2 separate regions of the Homo sapiens genome follow, and region 2 is linked to region 1. Evidence: chromatin contacts called from ENCODE Hi-C or POLR2A ChIA-PET data. All regions are on one chromosome and are shown on one strand. Each heading gives the region's core, a stretch centred on a gene start or an enhancer-like site at or near the end of the contact. The rest is flanking DNA. Distances are from core to core; before and after follow the strand shown. Region 1 holds the start of SHISA5 (shisa family member 5). Region 2 holds the start of SLC26A6 (solute carrier family 26 member 6).

The links. A loop is a pair of places that touch in the nucleus more often than their neighbours do. ChIA-PET counts read pairs that join two places held with the same protein, here RNA polymerase II (POLR2A). Pooled maps may share reads with other maps.
Region 2: a loop to region 1 is called in a map of ascending aorta, with 2.7 times the contacts of the local background. The contact joins the promoter of SLC26A6 here to the promoter of SHISA5 in region 1. A Hi-C loop is called at or near these places in 1 of 168 maps with a recorded cell type or tissue (ascending aorta), 2 of 37 single-sample maps with no recorded cell type and 10 of 50 pooled maps. POLR2A ChIA-PET finds 5 or more read pairs at or near these places in 2 of 52 experiments (GM12878 and HEK293).

What each region holds. Positions count from the first base shown.
Region 1 is chr3:48,501,600-48,508,232 of GRCh38, reverse strand. SHISA5 (shisa family member 5) reads left to right here and starts at 4,059. Exons shown (of 6, transcript NM_016479.6): 1 at 4,059-4,214. The coding sequence starts at 4,139. RefSeq lists an enhancer at 2,974-3,527 and silencers at 3,865-4,344, 4,355-4,404.
Region 2 is chr3:48,632,553-48,639,185 of GRCh38, reverse strand. It overlaps SLC26A6 (solute carrier family 26 member 6), which reads left to right and starts at 3,725. Exons shown (of 21, transcript NM_022911.3): 1 at 3,725-3,815; 2 at 5,551-5,709; 3 at 5,796-5,935; 4 at 6,102-6,212. The coding sequence starts at 3,793. It overlaps CELSR3 (cadherin EGF LAG seven-pass G-type receptor 3), which reads left to right. Exons shown (of 35, transcript NM_001407.3): 35 at 954-2,723. The coding sequence ends at 981. MIR6824 (microRNA 6824) reads left to right here and starts at 5,488; the gene lies at 5,488-5,550. RefSeq lists silencers at 3,517-3,796, 4,187-4,286.

The DNA of each region.
Region 1 (6,633 bases), core at 2,810-5,309:
CAATCTTAGCTCACTGTAACCTCTGCCTCCTGGGCTCAAGCAATCCTCCCTTGTAGCTGGGAATACAGGCACGCATCACCATGCCCAGCTAATTTTTGTATTTTTTGTAGAGACGGGGTTTTGTCATGTTGCCCAGGCTAGTCTCAAACTCCGCGCTCAAGAGGTATCTGCCTACCTCTGCCTCCCAAAGTGCTGGTATTACAGGCATGAGTCACCACGGTGCCCGGCCCTGGTGAGAACTTCTCTGTCAGTTGGAGGAAACTGACTCTGCCCAACTTAATCAGAAACCCAATTTATGAAAAGCAACTGTGGAGCCCTCAGAGCCAACAAGGCGGCTGGAAAGAAAGGTTCCAAGTCGAAGCAGTATCGTCTCCAGCCCAAACCACAGTGCTACTTTGGCCTGGTGAGCATGCCACTGCTCCTGCCACGAGGGGGAAGCAGGGGCCTTTGTGACTCACACAGCCCTCCCCACAGGTGCAGACTCATGTTTCTGCCAGGACTGCTGCAGCCCTCCATCAAAGCTGGTGGCCAGTACCCCTGACTGACTCCAGGGAGGCTACATCTGATTGGTTGGGGCTGGGCAAAAGCTCTTGCCCTGGGGCAAAGGAATCTGAAAAAGATAATATCTAGCGTGTTCCTCCTCTGATGTGGAGGAAAGGGGACCAGGTGCTGAATGAAGAAGAATGGCAAGGATCCTTGAGCAAGCGTTCCACTGTAGAACTCACCGATCTGGTCCTGCAGTCAGTCCTGGGGCTGGGCTGATGGCCTCATTCTCACCTGGTTACTCTCACCCTGGGCTTTACAAGCATCAGTGGGTGTTGCTTTGCTCCACCAGCCTGATGCAGAGTTCTCACCTACAAACTGTAACCAAGGTCCCAGCAGAACACAGTCATTCTTAACAAACTGGGTATTTGAGGAGAGTTTGATAAAAGTGCTGTTGCACTTTGGGAGGCTGAGGCGGGCAGATTGCTTGAGCCCAGGAGTTCGAGACCAGCCTGGGAAACATGGCAAAAACCCTACTTCTACAAAAAATACAAAAATTAGCTGGGCGTGGTGGTGTGCATCTGTGGTCCCAGTTACTCCAAAGGTTGAGGTGGGAGGATCACCCCAGTTTCCTGGGGAAATTGGGGCCGCAGTGAGCCGTGACTGCACTCCAGCCTGGGTGACAGTGAGACCTTGTCTCAAAAAAAAAAAAAAAAATTGCTGTTTACAGAGCTGTAGGAAGGTTTGGGGAGCCACCTAGCTTTGGTACAGCATCTGGGCCAAGTCCTAGCCTTGGTACAGCATCTGGGCCAAGTTTGGTTTCTGCCTTGGAGGGGTCACTTTCCCCAGGCAACTTGTATTTCCAGGCTTTGCAAGCCTGAGCTGCAGAGACAAAACTCCTCAGACACCGAGTTAAAGAAGGAAGGGGTTTATTTGGCCGGGGGCATCGGCAAGACTCCTGTCTCAAGAGCAGAGTCCCCCGAGTGAGCAATTCCTGTCCCTTTTAAGAGGGTGCTCGTGAGAGGGTCGTGATCGATTGAGCAAGCAGGGGGTACGTGACTGGGGGCTGCATGCACCAGTAATTAGGTCAGAACAAAACAGGATAGGGATTTTCACAGTGCTTTTCTATACAATGTCTGTAATCTATAGATAACATAACTGATTAGGTCAGGGGTCGATCTTTAACTACCAGACCCAGGGTGTGGCGCCGGGCTGTCTGCTTGTGGATTTCATTTCTGCCTTTTAGTTTTTACTTTTTCTTTCTTTGGAGGCAGAAATGGGGCATAAGACAATATGAGGGGTGGTCTCCTCCCTTAGACCCACAGAAAATGCCTGCACACATGGGCACATGCCTGTGAGATGCATGGTTGCGATTTCCAAGCCACTGGGGTGATCCTAGCCTCCACTCACTCCTGCCCATGCACAGCCCTGGGTGGAGCCCAAAACACCCACCAAGCTCAACCATGAGCTGTGGGCAGATAAGAGGGTATGGGAGAGCCAAAGACCAAAAAAGTAGGGAGGAAGAGGCCAGGTGAGAGGCCCCTAAAGGATCTGGGGTTGGGGGCAGCAGAGTAGAGAAGCCAAAGGCAAGCATAGGAGGTGGGAAAGGACAATTCTTTTTTTTTTCATTTTTTTTTTTCGAGATGGAGTCTTGCTCTGTCACCCAGGTTGGAGTGCAATGGCGCGATCTTGGCTCACCACAACCTCTGCCTCCCGAGTTCAAGCGATTCTCCTGCCTCAGCCTCCTGAGTGGCTGGTATTACAGGCATGCACCACCACACCTGGCTAATTTTGTATTTTTAGTAGAGACGGGGCTCTACTGAACATGGAGATGTTGGTCCATGTCTATCCAACATGGAGATGTTGGTCAGGCTGGTCTCAAACTCCCAACCTCAGGTGATCTGCCTGCCTCTGCCTCCCAAAGTGCTGGGATTACAGGTGTGAGCCACTGCACCAGGCCTTGTTTTTCTATTTTTGAGACAGGGTCTTGCTCTGTTGCCCAGACTGGAGTGCAGTGGCACAATCATAACTGCAACCTTCATCTCCTGGGCTCAAATGATCCTCCCACCTCAGCCTCCCAAGTAGCTGAGACCACAGGTGCTTGCTACCATACCCAGCTAATTTTAAAATTTTCTGTAGATATGGGGTCTCCTTATGTTGCCCAGGCTTAGAACAACTCTTAGGAGCTTGGCTGGGGGGCAGGGACTGGAAAACCAAGGAACAAGAAACCAAGCTTGTGGATGGTGCAGAGTGGAATGAGCAACCTTTAGGGAGGCAGAGGGCTGGGCACCCAGGGTGTGGAACACAGGATGGCTCTAGAGCTGGACATGAGGAGCATACACTGGCCATTCTGCAGAAGGGGGACCTAGGCTGCACCCAGCTTTGGAGAGTGGCGCTCAGGAGGCAGAGGTGGGATAACCAGGCTGGGCTGTCAGGGAGGATGTGACTCCAGTCCCTCACTAAGACCCTCCCAGAGGGCATCCTGCCTGGGAACTGTCATATCCCTGCCCCCCACATGTGTATTGAGCACGGTGAGTCTTAAGCCCTTCTTGGCCAGGAGGTGATGGGGGCTTATTGGAGACCCAGGCCTTCCTCTCCCTGTTCTAACACCCTAGCCTGGGAAACTACTGGGAACATCCCAGATTGTCCCCTTGGGTTTCTCTTTGTCCACAGCGATGCCCCCACCTTTAGGTGAGAAATATATGGTGGCACACAGGGTGCACAACCCAGCCTGGGTGCCCCACTAGTGTGACATTTCACGTTTTCTGTCTTGAGTGAAATGTTCTGATTGTGCTAGGTGCAGAGTGGGGGTGGGTCAGGAACTCTGGGCATAAAAGGAAGAATGACTCAACATCCCTGATTCTGCCTGGACCCCTGCCCCGAAGTGAGGGGGCGGAGCCCTGTGTGGGAAGTTGGCCTGGCTGTGTGCCCTGGGAGCTGCCAGTTTCTAGCTCAGTCCTGGCCCACTGCGCCAGCGCTGAGCCTGCCAGGGCTGGGGCTGGGGATCACCTTGGGATGATGGTGTCAGTCCCAGGGGGCAGGAGATCGAGTGTCCTCTGAGCTGGCGACTGGGCCTGTAGAAGGGAACCGGCATTTGTGGAGTGTCTACTGAGTGCCAAGGTCTGCGCTGGGCACTGTCCTCGCACCGCCTCACCTAGTCCTCACGTAGCCCTCGGGCAAGTGAGGATCCGCCGGGACTGCGGCTGGGAGGGATGGCTGTGGCTGTCCCCCAGCCCACACAGTAGGCGCTCAGTGTCAGGGTGCATATTCCCGGGGACGCCCTCCAGGCCTGAGAGCTGGGGGCCGCCGCCGCCCCCCATGCATCCGGTGAGCAGAAGGAAACTCCGTGCGTCGCCCGGCGCCTGTCCGAGTCTGGGAACCGGTACCAAGTTTTCGCGCAGACCCCGGGCGCGAAGCTGGCCCCGAGGCTGGGAAGTCGTCCGCTTCCTTCCTTCCTCCTCCTTCCACCTTCCTCCCTCCTCCCTCCTCCCTCCTCCTCCCTCCTCCTCCTCCTGCTCCCCCGGACAGAGGTTCCGGGAACCAGCCGGGCCGGGGCGGGGCGGGGCGAGGGAGAGGGGCGGCCGCGCGGATCACTGAGGCTGTGGCGGCACTGCGCCCGGCGCTCGCGTCCGTCCGCCCGTCCGCCCGCCCAGCCATGACTGCGCCGGTCCCCGCGCCGCGGATCCTGTTGCCGTTGCTGTTGCTGCTGCTGCTAACGCCGCCTCCGGGTGGTGAGCCGGGGGTGGGGGCGGCCCGTCCTGCCCTGGGACCGGGCAGACACTTCCCCGCGCTGCCTCTCCAACGAGCCGGGCAGCACCAGCCCCACTATGCCCCCCACTGACCCCTGATTGCCCCGAGGCCGTCAGCGAACCCCCACGACTGCGGACCCCTCCTCCACCCCAGCACCCTCCTTGCCTGAACAACCCTGCCTAGACACCAGGCAGCTGCCACCTTTGTCTGTCCTGGAACGGTGGGGAGGGGTCTGCCCTCCCGCCCATGTTCCAGGGGATGGAGTCCCCAGAGGCTAGGGTAGGGTTCCCTGCCTGGCTTTAGTCTGGCGGGTGGCTGCAGGGCGAGCTGGCCCCTCCATCAGAGGCCTTCCCTCTTTGCCTCTGTTTAATGTCTGGGAGCCCCCACCGCTGCCTCCGTTGGCCCTTGTGTTCCTGTAGAGCCCGGCGCTGAGGCTGGCCTCTGGGGTGGAGACACCACTGTGTGTGTTGGTTGCAGATAGGTGATTCACAGAGTCTGGAAGGCTGGCTGGGGGCGGGTCCTTTAAAGGGTTAGGAATTGGAACAATCCCCTGCCCACCCATGGGAAGCCAAAGACCCTTTTGGGGTGGGTGGCTTCGTGGAGGGGAAGGCTGTATTTCCTGGGGGCTGGGATGAATCCAGAGGACCTGGGCTAGAGAAATGAGAAAGGGGAGACTTGTGCCCAGAATCCGCCCACTCCTGGAGTGAGCCTGTAGGAGGGTCGGTCACTGATTCAGTGAGGTCTGGGGGTCAGAGAGCATTTGTGCCATGGACTCAGCCTAAACAGCCTCACCGGTGTGTCTTCAGCCCTAGCTCAGAGGCTCAGATTGGGCTGTGAAGACCTTGCTGCATATGGGTTCACCTGAGCCACCAGGCACGGGCCATGCTGATGATACCAGCTTTCAGGTGGGCAGCTGGCCAAACTGGGCTTGTCAATGGTCCAATCCTCTGCTCCATGGCTTTGCCCAGAGCAGGGTTCTGCCTGGAGCTGCCAAGAAGTGCAGTTCCCCCCAACTCCCCACTAAAGTTCCCTCTTCCCAAGGAGGTCACTTGGTGTCTCTGTCTCTGGGCTTCACTCTACTGACAGCCTCGGGGTGTGTGGTGTCCTGATCAGGCCCGGGCACCAGATGCTGCACATGGCCAGGTGCCTGGCCTGGCTGGGTCTCCAGAGGCCACGTGCTATGGCAGACTGTTTCCAGGCCGATGTAGTTATGCCTCAGGGCTATCATCAGACCTGTCCCCTGCCTACTGCGGACTTGTGGGCCTTGCTGGACTAGGTATTCTCTTTGGAGTCTGCCCTGGCAGAATCCGGTACTGTTCCTTCCTGTTAGTGGGCACAGGTCTCTGCTAATGTAGCCTGAGGATACATGGGAACATTTGACTGTAGCATCTTCCTGGAGGTTTGTAAACCTTGTGGTCATCCAAAAACCTGGGTTATTTTCCACATTTGTTGTCAGCCAGATCCCCTCAGCATGACCTCGTTTATTGAGACTTGTAAGGATGTCAGTAGATCCCAACTCTGTGCTGAGAGTCTTGTGATGGCTCCAGGGCTACAGATGGTGCCACTGCCTTGGAGCCCTGTTGCCCAGGCTGGTCTCAAACTCCTGGAAGGCACAGACATTTCCTGGACACCTGCTGCAGGCCCAGCGCGGGGCTAAGTGCTTTATGAACGCTGGTATGGTGGGTGTGACAATTTCTGACCAGGATCTAGCCTGCCATCATGGTTATGGGGTGGTCTGTGAGAGCCAGGCCCCTGCAGTTGTGGTGCCCAGCAGGGGCTGAGGTTGCTGTGGTTGAGTGAGGGAGAGAGTGAACGAGGATTAAGAACTAGACAGTCTGGCTGGGGTGCGGTGGCTCATGCCTGTAATTTCAGCACTTTGGAGGCCAAGATGGGTGGATCACCTGAGGTCAGGAGTTCAAGACCAGCCTGGCCAACATGGCGAAACTCTGTCTGTACTAAAAAATACAAAAAATTAGCTGGGCCTGGTGGCAGGCACCTGTAATCCCAGCTACTCGGGAAGCTGAGGCAGGAAAATTGCTTGGATCTGGGAGGCAGAGATTGCAGTGAGCTGAGATCGCACCACTGCACTCCAGCCTGGGCAACAGAGTGAGACTCTGTCTCAAAAAAAAAAAAAAAAAAGAAAGAAAGGGACAGTCCAGTGTCTGGTCCCCTGCAGGTGTTGAGCTGTGTGACTTCTCGCCTGGGCAGCTTCTGGAGGAGGCCACCTGGAGTAGGGCCTTGAAGGATGAGTAGAGTTGAAAGGCAGGAGATAGGAACCAGGCAAGAATGTGAGCGGAGTGTGGACAGGTTGGAGAGCTGGAGTGATCTTCAGGACTCTGCAGTTTAGACCCTGCTTGGAAACTCGGGCCTTGATCCTGAAGCAGTGGGAATTAGGGGAGG
Region 2 (6,633 bases), core at 2,476-4,975, 130 kb before region 1:
TCAACATTGAGTTCCTCCTGTCTGTGGACACTTTGGGGTGGGGCTCACAGGAACTGAGTTGGAACCTGGTTCATCTCGGGTATGTGTGAAGCATCTGTGGGGAAGGGGATGGCGGACAGACCCAGGAAATAGCTGGATACACAGGAGTCCGAGAGGGACTGGTGGGAGTGGGGAGGAACCAGGAGCTTCCAGGTCTCTTGTAAGCCAAGAGGAGAGTTGAGTTTCAAGGAGGAGAAACAGCTGGGTCAGGCTCTGGGGGTTTGTGGGGTAAGAGATGGCTTGGGGAGGAAGGGGGCCCTAGGGGTGGGGCAGGGGATCGACAGAACTGAGCAGGACCCAGGGCAGAGAGAGGACAAAGGAAGGAGGAAAGAGCAGGGGTTTGGGGATCCTGGGGCTTGGGCACTGAGGGCTGCTGGGGGTGGGGACCAGAGGGAGCTAACCCACGGCCTGGGTCCCCCTGCAGTCTAGCTTTGGGGTCTGGCTGTTTGGGAGGTAGACTAGGGACTGAGCAGGGGTCCAGGCTCTGGAGTCGCACAGGTTTGAGTTTGAGCTCTGTGTCTTACCTTACTAGCTGCGTGACCTTAGGCAGAGGCAAGCTTTTCTGGGCCTCAGTTTCCTCATCTGTAAAGAAGTCTGTAGTAACAAACTCTTTGAGATGTGGAAATCTATGAGATAATATCTGTCAAGTGCTCAATATAGCATCTGTAAACAGTAGGTGCTCTTGAAGCACTTAGAGAAAACACCTGGGCAGCCAAGGAGCCTGGCTGAGTCTAGGGGCGCGGAATGGAGGACTCTGAGAACCCTGGAGTGGGCATGAAGGGGCTGGGGGCTAAGAGGCGAGAGCAGTGGTGGAGGCAAGGGAAGCAGCCAGGCCAAATGTGGTGGGGGAGTCCAGAGCCGCCTGACTCGGAGTCCTCTGGGCATCAACCTCTGATTTCCTCATGTGCCTCCAGAGTTCCCAGAAGTGAGGGTCACTCCTGAGGGGATGACGGCGTGGACGAGGAACAGCTGAGGGCGACAGAGGATCTAGGCTAACAGGAGAGACTCCAGGAGTGGGGGCAGATCCCAAGGCAGCCTCCTGCTCCCCAGTGGTGGGTGCCCCAGCTCTACCTGGTGTGGCAGGGCTGAGGCTCCATGTGCATCTGTGAGCATGCGTGTGACAGGTGCAGAGACGGGGGACTGGAGGGAGACTTTTATACGTTTTGTACCTTTGTAACCAGAGAGATGCTTATGTTATTTTTCAGCTTTTCTGTCTCCTGGGGGGTTTGAGGCTGGGCTGGGAGGGGGAGGGAGATAGAGGGAGAGATGCAGTTTGACCCCATTTGGGTCCTGAGCAAACCCTATGCTCATCTCTCTCTCCTTCCTGGGGTGGACTCAGATGGGTGGGACACATGCCTTCCTCCCCCTATTCCACCCCCAAGTTGATCTGAGTATCGTCAGGGGCCCAAAGTACAGAATTGTTCTTTGCTTTTTATTGAATGCTCCAAAGGCCAAACTTCTGGGGCTGGGGGTTGGTCTTGGAAACAGGGGTCCTCTGACTTCCTCATGGGGGCTTGCTCATACCGCCCCTCCTGGTGGATGTGTGTGTTTATTATGTGGAGTCCCTGCCACTTACTGCCTTATGACCTAGGACTGATGCTGTGGGGTGCTGGTGGAGCAGCTGATGTCGTGTTTACAGAGCAAGGCTTCCCTGTCTCCCACGGGGAGGGGCTCGGGCCTCTAGTCAGACATTCCTGCAGAGGGTCGGTGGAGGGGTCATTCACCTGCCCCTGCAGCAAGCAAAAGTTGTCTGTGGTGCCATTTGATTCCCTGACACTGCCCCCTGCTTGAATTGATTCCGAAGGGTAGGGTGGGAAGGTGAGCAAAGGGAGCAGAAACAAGGGAATTCAAGACCCAGAATGTAGGTGCCACTGCCTCCTATGTTTACAGGATCCTCCGTGGCCCTAGGCACCTGGGCTGCAGGAAGTGACTCCGTTCCACTCCTCCTTTATTCCCTTAAAAAGGGAAAAATGACTGTTACGACCCTGTTCACAAAACTCTTACTTTTGCTATTTTGTCTGCTGTCCAGAACTGAAGACTTTAAAATTTTGTTACTGTTTACAAGTCCAGATTCAAAAAATGTTTTTACTTTGTTTACAACTCAAAACTTTGAGTTTTACACTTTGTTTACAGTAGATAATTTTTTTTCCTTTGTTTCCAAGTGAAAGGTAGGGAAAGTGGGAGAGGGACTTGGAGGACCCACCTGTGAGGACCCTGACCTGGCCATCTTGAGGGGTTTTCTAACCCCCAGGTCTCCCAGGCCGAAGGTCAGCCTTGAGTCCCGTTTAACAGCAGATCCAGAAGACCTTGAGAGTAGGCGTCCTCTAACCACGGGGGAGAGTGGCTGTGCAGGGCTGGGGGGTGGTCTGTGCAGACACCTCCTCACCCACCACCCCATGCATACTCTTGGGAAGCAGCTTCCTGGGAGATTAGAAATTCTACTTCCCTGACTGGAGCTAAATCCCACCAGCCAGGACCCAAACTCTCCTTACCGAGAAGGACCCCAGCTCTTGAAGGGCTGAGTGGCCTGCTGGGGGTGGGAGGGTGTCTTTACTATGTCCTAGGTTTCGTAGATGCCCCTCTCTGGGGTTCCCCTCCTCCAGCCCAGCGGCCCTCTTTCCTGTCTGTGTAAATTGTTCCGTGAAGCCGCGCTCTGTTTTGGGAATAAACTTCTATAGAAAACAGTTGTTGCCTTTTCCTGTTGGGGGCTGGGGAGGTAGGATGGAAGCTGTGAATGATTCAAGCCAGACTGACCTTTGGGAGGAATCTGAGCCCCTCCCAAGAATATCCAGCTATTTTTAGCCCATTTCATGGCAGATCTCTTTCACCTTGAAATCTGGCCCCTCACTTTGTAATTGGGGCCTGATGTTGGAGCACAGGTGCTGAAAATAAGGTGCTAAGGAAAACCTCCCCGCTGGTCAAGGCAACGGCAACAGGACTTCCTAATTCTTCAGGGTCTGCAGCCCTGACCCGGCATTTTTTGCCCTCACCTGCGGTGAAACCAACCTGAGGAACTGCTCTTGCAGTTCCTGCCTTGCCCACCCAACAGCACTGACGCCCACCCAACAGCACTGACCCCCACCATTCTCCTCGGCGGCCCGCGCAGTAACCTTCTGGGAGCTACGTCCGGGCTGTGCTTAGTGCAGCGGAGGGGATCCTCCAACCATTTCTGGCCTGGGTGGCCAGAGTTAAAGGGGAGGACTTGGGGACCGTTGGCTCCGGGTCTCAAAGAGATGCGTAGTCGCAGAAAGCCTGCGGGTGGCGCTCTCAGCTGAAGGCAAGAGAGGCCCCACAGACCTGGATCCCCTACGAGTTAAGGCTGGGGTCACCGGCCAGTGGAGTTTCCTTTTCCCACTCCGTGAGCACCTTCCGCCGAGCCAGGACCTGGGATCAGCTCCAACCTACTCAGGGCCTGGGGGCGCGACTGCGGCCAGCCCGGCGCGGGTGCTTAGTTCCAGTTCTGCAGTCCCATCCAGCTCCGGGCAGAGGGCCGGGCGAGCAGCGAGAGGCCTCATAGGCCAGGTCGCCGGGGAGGAAGCGGTTAAATCCTCCTTCTCCAGTCTCTCCCCGCCCGGCGCGCGCCACTTAGGCCCCGCCCCAGCGCGCTGATTGGCCCAAGCCTCCCCGTCCTGCCCCGGGATTAGCCCCCGGGAGAGCGCAGCTGGCCTCACCCGGTCCCGGCGCCGCCTTCCGGAGCGTAGCGGCCTCTAGCTCGAGCAGCAGGAGCAGCCCGCACCGGACAACTTGCGAGCCATGGGGCTGGCGGATGCGTCGGGGTGAGTTCAGCGCACATTCCCGGTGGCCCCGCGCGAGCGCCTCGCTGGAGCAGGCATTCTCCGCTTGCGACGCCTCGCTGGAGCAGGCATTCTCCGCTTGCGACGCCTCGGTTTACCTCTGCTGATTTTCTGCAGGCGGCTGCCCCTCTGCAGCAAGGGGTGGGGGCGGGAGCCGGCGCGACCCCAGTCCCTTGGGCTGTGCGGAAAGCCGCTGGTGTGACGCCCGAGGGCCATCCCGGGCCACAGGGAGGCAGCTGCGTGCGGAGGAGCCCGGCCAGGAGATGTGCCGGCGGGGGTGCGTGGGGCACGGGAGTCCCTGGCAGCGGCCCGTGGACTAGCTGCTTTCAGCTGAGTCCCGAGTCCACCCAGCTCCACTGATCCCGGAGTGAGCGCTCCGGCCTTTCTGGCCCCAGTTGCCTTCCTACAGGGAGGGGCCAATGATCAAGGCTCCGCCCTCCAAACGCGGGTCCCAAGTTGTCGGGGGAGGGAGCCCTTTAAGAAGACCTGAGTGACTCACGTAGGAAAGGAGAGGGGGCTCTACGATCTCCTTGAGATAGCGGTCCCAAGAGTCTCTGAGGATCTTCCTTGCACCCACTCCACACTCCTCCAACAGTACAGCCAGGTTAGAGGCGCTTCCCAGGTGAGTTCCTGTCCCTCAAATGGGATCCTCTCCCCAGGTCAGGGCTTTTCCTAGATCAGAACTTTCCTGACTGGTGAAAGCTTCCCCAACAGGCTAGAGTTTTCCCCCAGGTAAGATCCTTCTGTGAGATCTATTCCCAGGTGACAGCTTTTCCCCATTCCACGTGGGAGCCTCGCCCGAGGTCAGAGCTTTCTCTATGGGAGAGTACCCCCCAGGTGAGAACCCTCTCCCTCTAGGTCTTTTCTTCCCATGTGAGATCTTTCTCTGACTTCAAGTAGGTGCCTCTGGGCAGAGGGAAGATTCCCCCTGTATCAGAACTTGCCAGGCTGATAAAGATTCCCTGGTAGGTCAGAGATCCCTCTAGGTGAGATTCCCCTTGAAAGCTTCTATTCCCAGGTGAGCTCTTTCCCCCACTTCAAGTGGGTACTTCCCTTTCCATGTGGGAGCCTCTCCCTCTAGGTGAGAGATTGCCACTCCAAGAGCAAGCTCCTTCTCAGGTGAGAGCCAGTCCTTGGCTTCCCCATAACAGGCCTGAGCCGTCTACAACCTGGACCCTGGGGCTGGAGGCCCAGGGGCAAGCTTGGCTCCAACACTTTCCTTCCCTTAGAGGGGAGGGTCTCATCTGAGGCCTGAGGCTTGGGAAAGGAGTTGCTTGAGGAGCTGGACCCCTGGTTTGCTGGACCCCTTCCCTGAGTGTGCTCTCAGCCAGCAGTGGGCTCCCGGGGCAGCTGGAGGAGGACCTGGGGACTGGAGAGGGACTGGGTGGGGGAGGGAGCAGCCTGGGACCTGGACTGGTAGAACACTCAGCACTGGGCTGCCACATCTCGGCTGGAGGTATAGCTAGTGCTCATCCTGCAGTCCCTACTTGGGGGACTTTGTCCTAGAAAGAGGCTTTCTCACCAGCCAAAGTTCAGGTACTGCCCCTGTCTGAGTTTGGACATGTGGCCCACAGATGCCAGCTGGGGGCTGGAATACTGTACCTTGATCTTAGGGCCTGGAAAAATCAGGTAGGTAACTCTCTGGTCCTAGGTGGAGGTGTAGGGGAGGTTGGGCCAGGGATGCCTTCACTGTGTCTCTCTGGTCTTGCCACCCCAGACCGAGGGACACACAGGCACTGCTGTCTGCAACACAAGCAATGGACCTGCGGAGGCGAGACTACCACATGGAACGGCCGCTGCTGAACCAGGAGCATTTGGAGGAGCTGGGGCGCTGGGGCTCAGCACCTAGGACCCACCAGTGGCGGACCTGGTTGCAGTAAGGCCAAGATTGGGGCCTGGGGGCGCTGGCGGGGCCCAGGTAGCCCCTGTTCCTGACACCTACCCCTCATATCATGTCCCTAGGTGCTCCCGTGCTCGGGCCTATGCCCTTCTGCTCCAACACCTCCCGGTTTTGGTCTGGTTACCCCGGTATCCTGTGCGTGACTGGCTCCTGGGTGACCTGTTATCCGGCCTGAGTGTGGCCATCATGCAGCTTCCGCAGGGTGAGCCACCTTCAGTGCGTCGGCCTGGAAACCCTGTGGTCTGTGATGCCCAAAACTGGGGCCATGACCTCTACCTTGGAACTATGGCACCTAACCCAGGGCTGGGATTCCCTTATCGTTTCAAGATCTGCTCTCCAGGCCTGCACTGCTACCATTCTACCCCTAGGCTTGGCCTACGCCCTCCTGGCTGGATTGCCCCCCGTGTTTGGCCTCTATAGCTCCTTCTACCCTGTCTTCATCTACTTCCTGTTTGGCACTTCCCGGCACATCTCCGTGGGTAAGTGGAGGCAGGCCTAGCCTTCCAGGAGGATGCCCACATCCATCATGGAGGGCAGGGTGAGGGGGCACTGAGCAGGGCAGGAGCGGCTGGGGAAGAGGGCAGCATTGGTGCTGCATCCCTGGGCTAGCCCACGAGTCATCCCCAGGCAGGACTAGACCCCTGACTGTAGGACCACAGAGGCAGGTGACCTCAAAGCCCTGGCTCCAGGAAGATGAGAGTGGGTGAGGCAGCCCAAGGGGCCTGGAACTTGGCAGAGGCCTGAGCAGCCTAAGGCCAGCCCTGACCCCTTCCCTACTCCACAGAGAGCCTCTGTGTCCCGGGACCAGTAGACACAGGTGGGACAGGGTAGATGAGACAGGGCCAGCATTTCTAGCCATGCTTAAGGGCCTGTGAGCTCAGGGTTTACTCCTGGCCTGGC